2 separate regions of the Homo sapiens genome follow, and region 1 is linked to region 2. Evidence: read pairs that join two places in POLR2A ChIA-PET (ENCODE). Cell type or tissue: GM12878. All regions are shown on one strand. Each heading gives the region's core, and the rest is flanking DNA. Links, peaks and the distances in the headings are about the cores only.

Region 1 (5,381 bases), core at 190-5,189, 120 kb before region 2:
CACAGAGGGAGACTCCGTCTCAAAAAAAAAAAAAAAAAAAAAAAAAAAGGCCAGGCTCAGTGGCTCACACCTGTAATCCCAGCACTTTGGGAGGCCGAGGTGTGGGTGGATCACCTGAGGTCAGGAGTTTGAGACCAGTCTGACCAACAAGGTGAAACCCGGTCTCTACTAAAAATATAAAAATTAGCAGGGCGTGGTGGCAGGCGCCTATAGTCCCAGCTACTCAGGAGGCTGAGACAGGAGAATTGCTTGAACCCAGGAGCAGAGGTTGCTGTGAGCCAAGATCACCCGACTGCACTCCAGCCTGGGCGACGAAGCGAGACTCCGTCTCAAAAAAAAAAAAAAAAAATCAAACACCTCCACCACAGCACTCCCCAGCATAAATAGCACACACAGACTTCACTTCACCTCCACCTTATACATCTCATGAGAGGAAATGATTGGAAAAACCAAAATTGTGTCCAAAATCCCTGCCACAAGGTCATCTAGGAAATGTAGATTCGACCTTTCAGCTTGTGCAATGTAGGGAGGACTGTAGAAAGATATTGAGATGAAAGGCTGGGTGCGGTGGTCGTGCCTGTAATCCCAGCACTTTGGGAGGCCAAGGCGGGCAGATCATGAGGTCAGGAGATCGAGACCATCCTGGCTAACACGGTGAAACCCCGTCTCTACTAAAAATACAAAAAAAATTAGCGGGGCGTGGTGGTGGCGGGCACCTGTAGTCCCAGCTACTCGGGAGGCAGAGGCAGGAGAATGGCGTGAGCCCGAGAGGCGGAGCTTGCAGTGAGCCGAGATCGCGCCACTGCACTCCAGCCTGGGTGACAGAGGGAGACTCCGTCTCACAAAAACAAATATATATATATATATATAGAGATGAGATGAGTATTAAGCTAAATCTACCATTATCTGTCCACCAATTCACCAGCATAGGCACCTGTCATAGCTGCACTCTGGTTCCATGTTTCTGGAATCTGATTTGGAGTATATTCATTCTACTTCTGTTCTTATTTGATTAACTTAATCATATTACATTTGGTTTTTTTTTTTTAGAGACAGGGTCTCACTGTGTTGCCCAGGCTGGACCTGAACTCGTGGGCTCAAGCCATCCTCCTGCCTCAGTTTCCTGAGAAGCTGGGATAATTTTCTAATCAAAAAATGTGAATTATTTAAGAAGTGAAATTTATAGGCTTACAATCGTAAAAAGATTTCTCAAGTCCTTTTTTTTTTTTTTTTTTTTTTTTTGAGACAGGGTCTCTTGCTCTGTTACCCAGGCTGGAGTGCAGTGAATGGAAAGATCAGGGCTCACTGCAGCCTCAGACACTCTCACCTCAGCGCCTCCTCAGTAGCTGGGACTACAGGTGCGTGGCACCATCCCTGGCTTGTTGTTTTTTTTTTTTAATTTTAGTAGAGACAAGGTCTTCCTATGTTGCTCAGGCTAGTCTTGAATTCCTGGGCTCAAGTGATCCCCCAAACTCAGCCTCCCAAAGTGCTGGGATTACAGGGATGAGCCACCATACATGGCCCCCAAGTCCTACTTTAAATGAAGTTAATCCTGCTGTTTTATGATATTTTAAAATTTTAGATAGTTAACTGTTCATTTTCTACCATAGAAAATGATGATTTGGCCATTTTATGCCCCAACAAAAATATAATTTTCCCTGACCTCATTCTTTCAATGTAGTTATGTGATCATTCTTGGTAAATCAATATTAAGTGGTTTTTAAATTATTATTGTTATTATTTTGAGACAGGGTCTCACTCTGTCACCCAGGCTGTAGTACAGTGGCATGATCTTGGCTCACTGCAGCTCCGACCTTCTGGGCTCAAGCAATCCTCCCACCTCAGCCTCCTAAGTAGCTGGGACTACAGGCACGCACCACCACACCTGGCTAAGTTTCTTCAGTTTTTGTAGTGATGAAGTCTTACCATGTTGCCCAGGCTGGTCTCGAACCCCTGGGCTCAAGGGATCCTCCCGCCTCGGCCTCCCAAAGTGCTGGGATTACAGGTATGAGCCACTGTGCTTGGCAATATTAAGCGTTCACATAGTGTAGCATAGTTCTATTTTGGTACAAATTTCTTTTTGGAGTTAAAAATTGCCTCTGTTATTGATTTGCTTAGATTTCTCTCAAGCCATTATTCATCCTTTCCCAAACTCCGACAGAGCTATGAAACATATGACTGAATCTATGAATGACTGGTTTTGGGGGAAGCTTCTTTTCTGGAGCGCTGTGCCCTCTGGCTGCATCCTGGGCTGTTCCCCAGCCTGCAGCACTGCTGTGGTGCAGTCCCCCTCACCATCACCCCAAGCTTCCCTCCGCCTCCTGTGTTCTCACCTCCGCTTCCCGGATCCCAGGTTGTCGTCTTGCCATGTGTACACCTTCACTTTGGTGGAGTACATTCTCCAATAGTTTCCTGGAGAGAAAAAGGGTACGTGAAAGATAAAATCTCTGAGACTGTGTGTGAAGATGGTTTTATTTTACCCTCCTGTTTGATTATTAGCTTGGCTAAGAGTAGGGCTTCTCTGGAAATGCTTTTCATTTAGATCTTTGAATGCATTGGGTCACTGTTTTCTCACTTTCAGTGTTGCTACTGAGAAGGCCACTCACATTCGGTTTCCTTTTCCTTTGTAGGTGACCTGTTTTTTTGTTTGTTTGTTTTTGGTTTTTTTTTTTTTGGTTTATTGTTTTTTGTTTTTGAGATGGAGTCTTGCTCTGTCACCTAGGCTGGAGTGCAGTGGCGCAATCTCAGCTCACTGCAACCTCTGCCTCTTGGGTTCAAGCGGTTCTCCTGCCTCAGCCTCCTGAGTACCTGGGATTACAGGCACGCACCACCATGCCTGGCTAACTTTTTTTGTATTTTTAGTGGAGACAGGGTTTCACCATGTTGCCCAGGCTGGTCTCAAACTCCTGGGCTCATGCGATTCACCCTCCTCAGCCTCTGAAAGTGCTGGGATTACAGGCATGAGTCACAGCACCTGGCATCTTTCTGGAACTTTTGTTAGTTAATGGGCCTCCTAGATTGCTCTTCTAATTTTCTTATCTTTTGTCTCCTATTTTCTATTTACTTGTCTTTTGTTATTTTCCTATTTCCTGATATATTTTCTCAGCTTCATTTTCCAATCCTTCTGTTAAACTTTTATTTCTACCATTATCTTTTTTTTTTTTTTTGAGATGGAGTTTCACTCTTCTCGCCCAGGCTGTAGTGCAATGGTGCCATCTCAGCTCACTGCAACCTCTGCCTCCCGAGTTCAAGCAATTCTCCTGCCTCAGCCTCCATAGTAGCTGGGATTACAGGTGCCTGCTACCACGCCCAGCTAATTTTTTTGTATTTTTAGTAGAGACAGGGTTTCACCATGCTGGCCAGGCTGATCTCGAACTCCTGACCTCAAGTGATCCTCCCACCTCGGCCTCCCGAAGTGCTGGGATTACAAGAGCAAGCCACCGTGCCCAGCCTCTACCATTATCTTTCAATTGAAAAGATTAAGGCTGAGCAAGGTAGTGAGACTTCATCTCTATGGAAAAAAAAAAAAGTTAGTCTGCCATGGTGGTATGTGACTGTAGTCACAGCAACTCAGGAGTCTGAGGTGGGAGGATCCCTTGAGTCTGGGAGGTTGAGGTTGCAGTGAGCTGTAATTCTGTCACTGCACTCCAGCCTGGGTGACAGAGCAAGACCCTGTCTCAAAAAAAAAAAAAAAAAAGGATTAATAAGAACTCTCTGTGTTTCCCTAAAATTTCTTTTTTGAATAGCATTCTGTACTCATTTCATGGATGTGATATTAATTTTAGGTTACTTCTGTTTTTACTTTTTTTCTACTTTTTACATTGTCACCTTTTGTTTTGTCTGAATTCATTTTTATTTGTTTGTTCATTTTGATCTTCCTCTGCAGGCTTTCCTCAAACCTCTGGTGATCTTTGACTCTCCATTAGTCAGAGACACTAAATATGTATAGATTGTTTCTGGAAATAAAAGATTTTAAAATATATATGTGTATCTGGCCAGGTGCAGTGGCTCATGCCTGTAATCCCAGCACTTTGGGAGGCCGAGGTGGGTGGATCACTTGAGGTCAGGAGTTCAAGACGAGCCTGGCCGACGTGACAAAACCCTCTCTCTATTAAAAATACAAAAATTAGCCGGGCCTGGTGGCGAGCAGCTGTAGTCCCAGCTACTCAGGAAGCTGAGGCAGGAGAATCGCTTGAATCCTGGAGGAGGAGGTTGCAATGAGTCATGGTTGTGCCACTGCACTCCAACCTGGGCGACAGAGCAGGACTCCATCTCAAATATATGTGTGTGTGTGTGTGTGTGTGTGTGTGTGTGTGTGCTCTGTTTTGTAGCAAAGATCACTGATTGTCTCCCAATATTCATTCTCCCCTTCTTCCTTTTTTTTTTTTGAGACGGATTCTTGCTCTGTCACCCAGGCTGGAGTGCAGTGGCACGATCTTGGCTCACTGCAACCTCTGCCTCCTCAGTTCAAGCGATTCTTCTTCCTCAGCCTCCCTAGTAGCTGGGATTACAGGTGTGCACCACCACACCCAGCCAATTTTTTGTATTTTCAGTAGAGACGGGGTTTCACCATGTTGGCCAGGCTGGTCTCGAACTTCTGACCTCAGGTGATCCACCAGCTTCGGCCTCCCAAAGTGCTGGGATTACAGGTGTGAGCCACTGCACCCGGCCCCTTCTTCCTTTTTTAAAAGAAATCCTGAGCTTTAGCTGAGCACATCTAGGCCCAACTAAAGCCAGCTGAAGACTACATTTCCCATCCTCCCTTGCAAATAGCTATGGTCATGCGACTATGTTCTGCCCAATGGGGTGTGAGCAGAAGTAATATGGACAACTCTGGGATTCTGTCCTTATATGAAAGAAAAAATGGCCTTCTTTTTTCTCTTCTGTCTTCTCACTGACTGCCATGTGGATATTGTGACAGGATTGGGAGCAGCAGCTGGGCACAGTGGCTCACGCCTGTAATCCCAGCACTTTGGGAGACTGAGGCAGGAGGATCACTTGAGCCCAGGAGTTCGGGACCATCCTGGGCAACAAAGAGAGACCCCATCTTTACAAAATAAAAATTAGCCAGGGGTGGTGGCACATACCTGTAGTCCCAGCTACCCAGGAGGCTGGTTTTGGTGAAGACGGTTTTATTTTACCCTCCTATTTGATTGTTAGTTTGGCTAAGAAGAGAGCCTCCCTGGAAATGCTTTCCATTTAGATCTTTGAATGCATTGCTTTGCTGTTTGTGCAATGATGATGGTTTGAGCCTAGGAGTTTGAGGCTGCAGTGAGTTATGATTGTGCCGCTGTATTCTAGCCTGGGTGACAGAGCAAGACCCCATCTCTAAAGACTGACAGACAGAGCAGCCATCTTAGACCATGAGATGAAAACTATGT
Region 2 (5,381 bases), core at 99-5,098:
TTTTTTTTATTATACTTTAAGTTCTAGGGTACATGTGCACAACATGCAGGTTTGTTACATATGTATACACGTGCCATGTTGGTGTGCTGCACCCATTAACTCATCATTTAGCATTAGGTATATCTCCTAATGCTGTCCCTCCCCCCTCTCCCCTCCCCCTACCCCACAACAGGCCCCAGTGTGTGATGTTCCCCACCCTGTGTCCATGTGTTTTCATTGTTCAATTCCCACCTATGAGTGAGAACATGCGGTGTTTGGTTTTCTGTCCTTGTGATAGTTTGCTGAGAATGATAGTTTCCAGCTTCATCCATGTCCCTACAAAGGACATGAACTCATCCTTTTTTATGGCTTCATAGTATTCCATGGTGTATATGTGCCACATTTTCTTAATCCAGTCTATCACTGATGGACATTTGGGTTGGTTCCAAGTGTTTGCTATCATGAATAGTGCCGCAGTAAACATACGTGCGCATGTGTCTTTATAGCAGCATGATTTATAATCCTTTGGGTACATACCCAGTAATGGGATGGCTGGGTCAAATGGTATTTCTAGTTCTAGATCCTTGAGGAATTGCCACACTGTCTTCCACAATGGTTGAACTAGGAAATACCATTCAGGACATAGGCATGGGCAAGGACTTCATGTCTAAAACACCAAAAGCAACGGCAACAAAAGCCAAAATTGAGAAATGGGATCTAATTAAACTAGAGCTTCTGCACAGCAAAAGAAACTACCATCACAGTGAACAGGCAACCTACAGAATGGGAGAAAATTTTTGCAATCTGCTCATCTGACAAAGGGCTAATATCCAGAACCTACAAAGAACTCAAATAAATTTACAAGAAAAAAACAAACAACCCTATCAAAAAGTGGGCAAAGGATATGAACAGACACTTCTCAAAAGAAGACATTTATGCAGCCAACAGACACATGAAAAAATGCTCATCATCACTGGTCATCAGAGAAATGCAAATCAAAACCACAATGAGATGCCATCTCACACCAGTTAGAATGTCGCTCATTAAAAAGTCAGGAAACAACAGGTGCTGGAGAGGATGTGGAGAAATAGGAACACTTTTACACTGTTGGTGGAACTAAGCAAGAGAAATTTCAATGGGGAAAAGGAAGGCACAGGAATTACATCCAAATGAGTTAAGTTAAGGAAGTGAATATAGGGGCAGGGCACAGTGGCTCACACTTGCAATCCCAGCATTTTGGGAAGCCAAGGTGAGTAGAACACTTGAGTTCGTAAGTTCGAGGCCAGGCTGGGCAACCCAGTGAAACCCGTTTCTACAAAAAAATGTAAAAATTAAGGCCTGGCGCAGTGGCTCACGTCTGTAATCCCAGCACTTTGGGAGGCCAAGGCGGGTGGATCATTTGAGGTCAGGAGTTCGAGACCAGCCTGGCCAACATGGTAAGACCCCATCTCTACTAAAAATACAAAAATTAGCTGGCTGTTGTGGCGGGCACCCATAATCTCAGCTACTCAGGAGGCTGAGGCAGGAGAATCGCTTGAAGCCGGGAGGTGGAGGTTGCAATGAACCGAGATCGTGCCACTGCACTCCAGCCTGAGTGATAGAGCCAGACCTTATCTAAAAAAAAAAAAAAAAAAAAAGTGAATATAGGAAATTTTCCTTGAAAGAACAAAGAGGGGAAAACAATCAGGGTATCTAGGAGTAAGGAAGTGTATCTTGAATGGGTGAGGATGTTCATGTGCTAAAGAGAAAGAAGCAGCAGGAAAAAAAGTGCAAGTTATAGTTGGGAAAATAATATTGGAATAAGAACCCTAGAAGACAAGAAGGGATAGGATCTAGATCACACATAGAAGGTTAAGTGTTAGGAGAAAAATACGTTTTTCCCACTGCTACAGGGAAAGAGGTCAAGATGGCATGTTAAGCCAGCATGGTGGCATGCATCTGCAGTCCCAGCTACTCACAAGGCTGAGGTCTGGGGATGGCTGGAGCCCAAGAGTTCCCGGCTGCCATGAGCTATGATTGCACCCCTGCACTCCAACCTGGGCAAGAGAGCAAGACCCTTTCTCTAAAAATTAATTAATTAATTTTTTAAGTGATAGCATGTTAAATGAGATGGGGTAAATTTGTTAGGGCCAAAATGTGAAGAAGTTTTGAGAGAAAATAGATGTCATCAAGCCACGATGCAGGAAGGTAGAGACAGGGATGCCCACAAAGAATACAAGGTTTAGTATAACTTTTAGGTGATCAGCCCCACCCATCCCTGCCAATTCAAATGTTACCTTCAAAAGTCACCTCTCCTCCACGAACCTTTTCATGACCTACCATCAGAAATAATCTCTTCTCGTTCCAAACTTCCTCTAAACTTTCTTATGGCACTTTATATCTCTTTATCGCCTAATAGTTATTTATGTACATAAGGGTAGAATCCTTTTCTAATTTATCTTTGAATAAATTAGAAAGACTCTACTGAAAGACACACACTGCTCTTTCTCTCTTGCTTAGGGACCGTATTACTCCTGGTCTCAATTATAACCAAATAATAAAAGAAAAACAAAAACCAAAACAGAAAATTACCCCAAGCTCTTATCACCATAACACTGAAATTCTTTTTCCTACCACAACCCCCACATACCACACAACTCTGTACTCATTCAACTTAACAATATCCCCAAGCACCTACTTTGTAAAAAGCACTGTGGTGAGAGGTGCCATTGGGTACCAGGAAGTGGAAAGAGCTTCAACTCTAAAGGAGCACAGAGAACAAGACAAGTATACATAGTGTTATGCTTTCCCTTGAAAGGGAAACGCCTGACCATACAATGTCAGCTTATCCTGAAAAACCCAGCCATAAAATAATCTTTCCCTGTCTAAACTCTCACACATTAACTATTTGCATCATTTCCTCAGCAATTACATATTGCCTTGTGACACTGAGACCTCTCATTCTCTGATGTTGGGTAACTTTTCAAATGTTTATGCCCTGTCTTCAATTAATCCGTAAGCTCCTAAGGGCAGGACTGTTTTATACTTTCGCATCTTCTTCAGTTCTCCCAGAGTGTCCTGAACAATGGAGGAGCTAAAAACGTGTTTTACTTGCTTTAAAGTAATTATTTTATTGGAGGAATTTTCCCAACTTCTTAGCCATGTTAGAAAAAATGAGCAATGGAATAGTATCAAGTCATTCAAAATAAAAATAGTTTTTAATAACACAGGAAATGAAATAAAAATTGTTTTTAAATAACGAGAAAATACTTAGGTTAGAACATAACAATCTTCCATTAAACTGTTACACAGTCTAAACCTGAAAATCTGCAACACGGGTTTTCCCAAAGCAGCTCAGACACCGTTTGGAAATTTCTTATTGTTATATAAGAAACTATCCTCCTATTAAGCAGATTTCCATTGTCTAGTTCTGTTCCCCTGGCACCACATCTGACAAAATGAACTCCCCTCCCATCTCTCAGGAATTTTTTAGTAAAGTAGGTAAAATGTTAATATAACAGTTGACTGAATTCCTAAACTAGATGAAAGGTTGAGCTTCTGAGATTCTGATTTTATATTTCTTCTAAATCTTGTTTCCATTTTATATAGCCTCAGTATTCCCAATTATTCTTCATAGATCATAATTGGTAGACCCTTTATCATCCTGGTCATACTCATCGAACACGCTCTCATCCCAGAGCAACAACTAAGTCTCAACTAATGGACAACCAACACCCACTGATTGGGAGTGGTTCCTCAGCTTCTACGTTGAAAAGGATTCTGATCTATCAGCAGTGCTTGCTGTGGGTGTAAAATAACCTACCACAAATCTAACATCCTTGCTCTAGACTACGAGATCCATCTTAAAGTATGGCCTCCAGAACTAAACACCAATTTCAGGAAGCCTCTGATTAGTCCAGAGGACAGTGGAACCATCTTTTCCTTGGCTGCATATACCATATATCTACTAATGAGTTAATGAACTTCTCAGGTTTCTTTCATTTTGTTTTCGTTTCCCACCAACGTTATTCCCACTAACGCTACTTCTCTCCCTTATCCTATACACTTTTTGAACTCCAATGTAGGACATCACACTTATTACTATTGAATTTCATTATTAGATTCACGGTACATTGAAAGCAAAATGTGCCTTACAATATATTAACTATCTCTCTAGAAACAAGTAAAATCCTAACTTCACTGACACATCACTGACGCCCTAGTAAGTCCCAATAAAAATGTTTACAAATAACATGCCCTAAAAGTGCTTTCTCTGAACTAAAAATCTGCAGCTCTTTTTGCTGAGATACGATTCGTAACGTAAACTCATTTAAAATATACAATTCAGTTGCTTTTAGAATATTCACAATGTTGTACAACCGTCATCACTATCTAATTCCAGAACACTTTCATCAACCAAAAACAAACCCCGGCCGGGCACGGTGGCTCACGCCTCTAATCCCAGCACTGGGAGGCTGAGGCGGGTGGATCACCAGGTCAGGAGATCAAGACTATCCTGGTTAACACGGTGAAACCCCGTCTCTACTAAAAATACAAAAAATTGCCAGGCGTGTGTTTTTCTCTGATTCACCAATCTGGTGACCCTGTCCAAAAGGAAATGATGTTAATGTGACAGGGCTTTTTTTAGGGAGCCCATGTTGGCTCCCAAGCATCACTTTTCTCGCTAAGTGTTCATAAGTTATGCATCTGACAATGTGCTCTGGAATTTTTCTGGTCCAATGTTTGGCCAGAAACTAGTTTACTAGACCAGAATTTGTCATATTTATCTTTTCCTTTTTAATAATTAGTACATTTGCACCCCTCATTTTTAAAAACCACACTCCCGTCCTTTGCAATGCCTTAAAGATCACTGAGCAATTATACCTATCCAATTAGTACAATTATGGCTTTAATTTAAGCTCTATAAGCCAAGAACAGGATAACTCAACGGAGAATGTAAACTAACTATCATAAAACACAAAATAGCTGAGAAGTGACCATGAACATCTCCCAAATTCTTATTTGAAATAGTCTCTGAAGAAAGTCTTAGAGTCCAAAAATAAAAAATAAAGTAAAAGAAAGAAAAAATAGTCCCTCAAATCCGTAACTGATAGAAAAAAAAGTGTTCGCAAACCAGAAAAAAAAAAAAAACCTGGAACACTATTGATAAAGTAGGTTTGAGGAATATTGCATACACTATCCTTTGCCTTGGAGACTCAGAATTTACAAGTCTATGACAAAGATTCCAAATAATTTGCCACTTGAATAATATTTGGCTTGGTTTAACTCAGTATTTCTGAAGCTTATTTCACCACTAAACCCTTTCTTTAATGTCACAGCACAATATACCTCAAAAAATACTGATCTAGAAAGTCAGCCACACAGTTTTTCAAACTCCAAATTTGCACTCTCCTTTACACAAA

What was found. Peaks named below come from ENCODE experiments on the same cell type or tissue, not always from the same donor. Only the 100,000 strongest peaks of a DNase experiment are listed, where the experiment ranks them.
Region 1: POLR2A ChIA-PET joins it to region 2 with 7 read pairs; 5 of 35 experiments call an interaction of 5 or more read pairs at or near these places.

What each region holds. Positions count from the first base shown.
Region 1 is chr15:90,521,787-90,527,167 of GRCh38, reverse strand. No RefSeq gene overlaps it. Among named protein-coding and RNA genes, the nearest start is that of CRTC3, 5.4 kb to the left of the region's middle. In GM12878, for the core only: no CTCF peak of the experiment used is centred there; DNase peaks (open chromatin) are centred at 2,567 and 4,787; H3K27ac peaks cover 1,011 bases.
Region 2 is chr15:90,405,471-90,410,851 of GRCh38, reverse strand. All of the region lies in intron 2 of IQGAP1 (IQ motif containing GTPase activating protein 1), which reads right to left. Among named protein-coding and RNA genes, the nearest start is that of IQGAP1, 20 kb to the right of the region's middle. RefSeq lists a silencer at 2,737-2,786. In GM12878, for the core only: no CTCF peak of the experiment used is centred there; a DNase peak (open chromatin) is centred at 2,630; H3K27ac peaks cover 477 bases.